Regions from separate parts of the Homo sapiens genome. Here region 1 is linked to region 2. A link is a loop called in an ENCODE intact Hi-C map of the cell type or tissue named here. Cell type or tissue: right lobe of liver. All regions are shown on one strand. Each heading gives the region's core, and the rest is flanking DNA. Links, peaks and the distances in the headings are about the cores only.

Region 1 (2,921 bases), core at 224-2,723, 650 kb before region 2:
CGTTTGGAGAAGGGAGACAGTCAAGCTTGAACTACCTGAAAGGCTTCTATCAGCCTTTCCTCAATGAGCAATGCCCTCTTCTCTGCAAATTGTGATCAGCTGTGCATGCAGCAAGATGAACAAATGGTTTTGACCAAGCTGGCCAGTTGGTCACTTTAATAAAGTGAGATGTGAACTCACTTTATTAAAATTCAAGGACACTGGTTTTCCTTACTAGGAATCCGGGACTTTCATATGGTGGTGGGTGTGGGATGGGGGGGTGGGGGGTAAGGGGGGAAGGGGTGCGGCAGGCACGAGGGTATGGGCAGCAGGTGGGCTGGTGGCGGGGGAGGTGGGAGGCCTGTATTTGGATTTCCCTTCTCTGATCTTTGGAAATTGCTCTTTGTGGCATGAAATGCTTTTCTTTGTGTCTGTTCTTGACATGCTGAATTACTTTGAACGAAAGTAGTGGCAAGCCCATCTCCCCTAGGGCAAAGATGAAAACATGTATATGAGGAGGCATGTTGACATGTATATGACATGTGTTCACATGTCACTTCCCCCAGTGCTGGAAGGAAGGGGCTGAAAAAGGAGCTGGAGGGAAAATCCCTATGCCCCTGTTTCCAGATGACCTGCAGTGTCAATATGAGGCAGTATTAATCTTTTGTTCATAGGAATAATCTTTAGGGGTTAATGAGCACCCAAGATCAAATGTAAGATTTCATGAGCACACTTGTTTGAGACGGGGTCTCACTCTATTGCCCAGGCTGGAGTGCAGTGGTGTGATTATGACTCACTGCAGCCTCAACCTCTTGGGCTCATGTGATCCACCCATCTTCCCAAGACTACAGGCACGCATCACCAGGCCTGTCTAATTTTTGTATTTTTTTTGTAGAGACAGGGTTTCACCACATTGCCTAGGCTGGTCTTGAACTACTGGGCTCAAGCGATCTGCCCCCCTCGGCCTCCCAAAGTGCTGGGATTACTGGCATGAGCCACTGCACCCAGCTCATGCGCACTTTTCTAGGGAGCTCATATGTTTTACCAGATTCCCAAAGGTGTTATGTGAAACCAAAAAAATTGTTAAAAAAGCAATTCTGATGGGAGGTCATGGAAAGAATAATGGTCCTAAAAATAAAGGAAAGAATGGAAGTCTTCTACTTAACAGACTATTTGCCCTTGTCCAGTAGAAATGCCACTGCCCCTGCCCCTGCCTTTGGCCACCTACCTTTGTGGGTCACTGAGGTCGGGCAGCCTGACAGGCCTAGATGGACTGGCTTAACTCTAAGGAGTGGCGAGTGAGTTTTTAAATGTAGGAATGTCATTGGTTCTAACACTGGTTGGTGTAGATCTGAGTGCTTGCTCTACACCAGGCATGGTGGTTAGTGCTGCCAGTGTGAGTCACTTTTATCTTCACAATAACCTTAGGGATAGATGGTATTATCCTCATCCACGATGATGAAAGGTATCAGAATTCAATCAAATGAAAGCAGAATGCACTGCCATTATTAAAGTCCGGTGGGCGTTCTGCTCTTCAGAGAGGGTGTAGAATGCAAAAGAAGTTCCAGGCTGCATAAGCGACTCCTTCTTCCTCTCCAGTGAGTTTGAAGCGGGGGCGGGGAAAGAGCTTTGAGTTCTCCTCTGCCGTCACTAGATGGCGGTGTGTCAAAGGCTATTTCCTACCAGGATGCTAACCTCCAAGGAATGCACCTGTTTTGTTCTGGGGTGTTAAAATTTTTTTTTGCCTGAGTTTGAAAGAAGAGTTGTAGGAATGAGGTAGGAAACTCTCCTAATCTATCCCTCCCACGCATCCCCACCTTTCCCCAGAACACTTTAAACCGAATGTTTCATATTTGGCTAAATAGTGCATCTCTTAAATAATGCATCCTACCTGCCTCTGTCCCCTGGAGTAATTCTGCATTTCCATCTGCAGAGCGTCTGCAACTGGCATGATGACTGCATTCTCAGCATGTCGTAACAGTTCTGCAGTGATAAGGCCTTTCATCTTAAAGTCTTTACAGAGTTCTCCTTATGGTCCTGATTCTAATGCCTTGAAATCTTGAGACATACAGTAGTGCAAAGTCCACAAACACGTGTTGAAACATTTTGCTGCTGAGGTCATTAATGACTCAAGAACATTATGATCCTTTACATTTCCCCCATCATCTACTTTGTCCTGGTAAATGAAATCCTGCTTGGGTATTCTCTGATGTTATCAATACTTTCAGACACCTTCTCAAATGTATAACTCTTTGCCAAATGTAGGCAGTCAAAAGATATATTTTGTATCACTAGGAGCTGGCCTTTTTGAAGCCATATTTTAGTACTACAATGAGACCAAAGTAAGTAATCTTATTCAATTAGGAGTTTTTCTTTAATCAGTAGTACAACTTTAATGGCTGCTGCTATTCTGTAGGGCTGTAAATGTATTTTTATTGCACCCTTTCCAGCAGTTAGACACTGAGACGAGTCTCTTGTCTAAAGACCTTCATCTAAAATCATATATAATTCACTTACTAAATGGCTAAACTGGAACTGTGCCTCTTCTCTTACATAGGAATCTAAAACTTAGAATTATTAAGCAGTGGGATCCTCTTCCTTCTCAAATGTGCTTGATGAAAATGTCCTACAGTCCTAAGCTGTTTGTTTCATAAGAGAATTAAGGGCCAGGTATGAATCCTTGCATATGATGTATGTTCAGGGATCTTTGCAATTTCTTTAACAGATCCATAGCAAAGATTTCTTAGTTATATGGAAAATAGTCTCGATTCTTACTAATTTGTATGTTCTGTTTTGAGGCTCCCATTAAGAGCACCTGCATTATCAGATTGCTGTTTCTAACAATCTTTCCTTTGAAATACATAAACACTATTATGACTTATGATATTTTTGCATCTATCAGAAAATATATGCCATCCAATTTTGCTAGTGCTAAAATAAGT
Region 2 (2,921 bases), core at 143-2,642:
AGAAATTTACCAATGCTATTCTAGTGTTGCTGAGACCTCAGCTGAATGCCATCTGGTCTTGTAATGAATCCAAAAAGTGTAACATTTACAAATAGAATAGAAAATACAAATTTTTGGTTTGCTACCATTCAGTTTGTAAAATCATGTTAAAATTCTAATTCTGAATTTTACAAGGTAACTATGTGAGGTGATAGATATGATAATTAGATTAATTTTGCTAATCATTTCATAGGATATACATATTTCAAAATATGTTGTATAACTTAAATATATTTCAATTTTTATTTGTCAGTTATACCTCTATAAAGCTGGAAAAAAAGAATGTTACAGAATGTTCATCAAAACTATCAGTGGGGTCGGGCACGGTGGCTCATGCCTGTAATCTCAGCACTTTAGGAGGCCGAGGTGGGCAGATCACCTGAGGTCAGGAGTTCGAGACCAGCCTGGTCAACATGATGAAACCCCGTCTGTACTAAAAATACAAAAATTAGCCGGGCATGGTGGTGCGTGCCTGTAATCCCAGCTACTCGGGAGACTGAGGCAGGGGAATCGCTTGAGGCAGAGGTTATGGTAAGCCGAGATTGCGCCACTGCGCTCCAGCCTGGGCGACAGAGAGAGACTCTGTCTAAAAAAAAAACAAACAAACAAACAAAAAAAAACCATCATTGGGTCAATTAACATGTTTCTGTTTATAAGATTTTTCTCTTTTATCTGAAAATCTTTTCAAATAAGGAAATTAAATCTTAAAATTAACGTTAAAATAGAATTTTTTACTGGAGTCTACATAATGTTCTTATTGATTTAAAAAAGTTTTGCTAGTAGCATATTAAATTAACAGCATGCTATACTTTCATATGTTTATTCATGGCCCCTATAAGAGCAGAAATTTTACTAACTCAAAAAATGCCATAGTCTATAAATATATAAAAATTCTCATAAATTTTTAACGTCTTGATGGAAAAAGCAATTTAAGATGCTTTTTTTCCAAATTAATTAACCAAATAAATATCTAGATACATTTACATGATTAGAATTTGTTAACAGAACAAACACGACTTAGAAAATGTAACAATTTTATAAAGTTGATGTTGAGTGTTAATGTTCTCAAAATTTAAAATTGGATGAATTGATAGTTTCTATTGCTTTTCTGGATCACATTTCCAAAGCCAGGTCACTTTATTTTTTACGCAGGTTTCTGATTCTTTTTTTTTTTTTTTTTTTTTATTTCAGACAGAGTCTTGCTCTGTCACCCAGGCTGGAGTGCAGTGGCACAATCTTGGCTCACTGCATCCTCTGCCTCCTGGGTTCAAGCAATTCTCATGGCTCAGCCTCCTGAGTAGCTGGGATTACAGGTGCACACCACCACGCTTGGCTAATATTTGTATTTTTAGTAGAGACGGGGTTTCACCATTTTGGCCAGGCTGATCTCGAACTCCTGACCTCAAGTGATCTGCCTGCCTCAGCCTCCCAAAGTGCTGGGATTACAGGTGTGAACCACCATACCCAGCCCTGATTCTTCATTTTTTTTTAAAGCTTGATTTAGTACAGATGAAACTGAGTAAAGGCAAAAATGATCACTGCTGTATTATGAGAACTGTGTCATTTGTCACAACTTTTGTGTATTTACTGCCATCTAGTGTTGCCTTTAAAAATTGATGACACTTGAACACTACTTTCATTTGCAAAATAAAGAAATTTTTGTAGACTGAACCAGAGAATAGCCTACCAATGTAATAGATGAAAACATGTGAAAATGCCATTTTTTGTGGGTTAAAAATAAATACTGGCGGTGTCATAAAGTTCAGCTCTCAAGATTAAATCAATATTCAAATAATTTCCCTTAAGTAATTATCATCCTTCTTTTTGAGGCAAACTTAGTTTGCTTTTTTGATGTAATTTTTAGCAAAAGATTACTACTTTACCTGCAGAATTATGTATGTCTCCAATTTCTAAAAAATAGAAATGGCCTGATATCTTCCAAATATTAAATCTTAGATAATACTTCATTTTAGTAATGACAGTTTTAATTCTAAATTAATTGACAGTTTTAATTCTAAACTTGGCAAGATGTACCTATCAGACATGTTGAATTACTGACAATTTACCTACTAAATTTGGTTCTTTTTCTAAGGTGAAGACGAGTTAACTACTCATCCCAGAAATTACACTGCATTTCTAATGTTTAGGGCCTGGTGACCACCAAGCCTGCCTGTACCATGCATGTTTAATTCGTGGTTTAAAAAATATCATTTAATTACAGTTTCTTTTAAAAAATAAGTTTTCATGTGGCACCCCCTCTCCATCTGCCAGCAGCTGCTTAGAAGCAGAATTGAGGCCGGGCGCAGTAGCTCACGCCTGTAATCCTAGCACTTTGGGAGGCCGAAGCGGGCAGATCACAGGTCAGGAGATCAAGACCATCCTGGCTAACACGGTGAAACCCCGTCTCTACTAAAAATACAAAAAAATTAGCGGGCGCTGTGGCGGGCGCCTGTAGTCCCAGCTACTGGGAGGCTGAAGCAGGAGAATGTCGTGAATTCGGGAGGCAGAGCTTGCAGTGAGCTGAGATCCGGCCACTGCACTCCAGCCTGGGTGACAGAGCGAGACTCCGTCTCAAAAAAATAAAAAAGAAAAGAAAAGAAGCAGAATTGAGTCTTATCTGTAATACCAGAAGTATCCTCTGAGAATGAACTGAGCCTTTCCAGGTTCTTTTGTGCCCTGACTCACAGGCTTTATTTTCCTAGTTTCAGATTTGAAAGTTGCAAGCATTATACAGATAATTCCTATATATTCTTTATCAGGATTCACTGATTTTGAACATTTTGTCACACATGTGTTCTTCCTCTCTCTCAACTAAGAGAGAGGGAGGGAAGGAGAGAGAGAAACAGAGGGAGAGAAGAGAGAGAGATTTATAGATATTTGAA

The links. Peaks named below come from ENCODE experiments on the same cell type or tissue, not always from the same donor. Only the 100,000 strongest peaks of a DNase experiment are listed, where the experiment ranks them.
Region 1: a loop joins it to region 2, with 5 times the contacts of the local background. A loop is called at or near these places in 95 of 110 quality-filtered maps.

What each region holds. Positions count from the first base shown.
Region 1 is chr3:44,197,540-44,200,460 of GRCh38, reverse strand. No RefSeq gene overlaps it. Among named protein-coding and RNA genes, the nearest start is that of TOPAZ1, 43 kb to the left of the region's middle. RefSeq lists an enhancer at 1,501-1,550. In right lobe of liver, for the core only: a CTCF peak has its summit at 1,613 (motif pointing right); a DNase peak (open chromatin) is centred at 1,620.
Region 2 is chr3:43,543,099-43,546,019 of GRCh38, reverse strand. All of the region lies in intron 11 of ANO10 (anoctamin 10), which reads left to right. Among named protein-coding and RNA genes, the nearest start is that of ANO10, 77 kb to the left of the region's middle. In right lobe of liver, for the core only: a CTCF peak has its summit at 1,640 (motif pointing left); no DNase peak of the experiment used is centred there.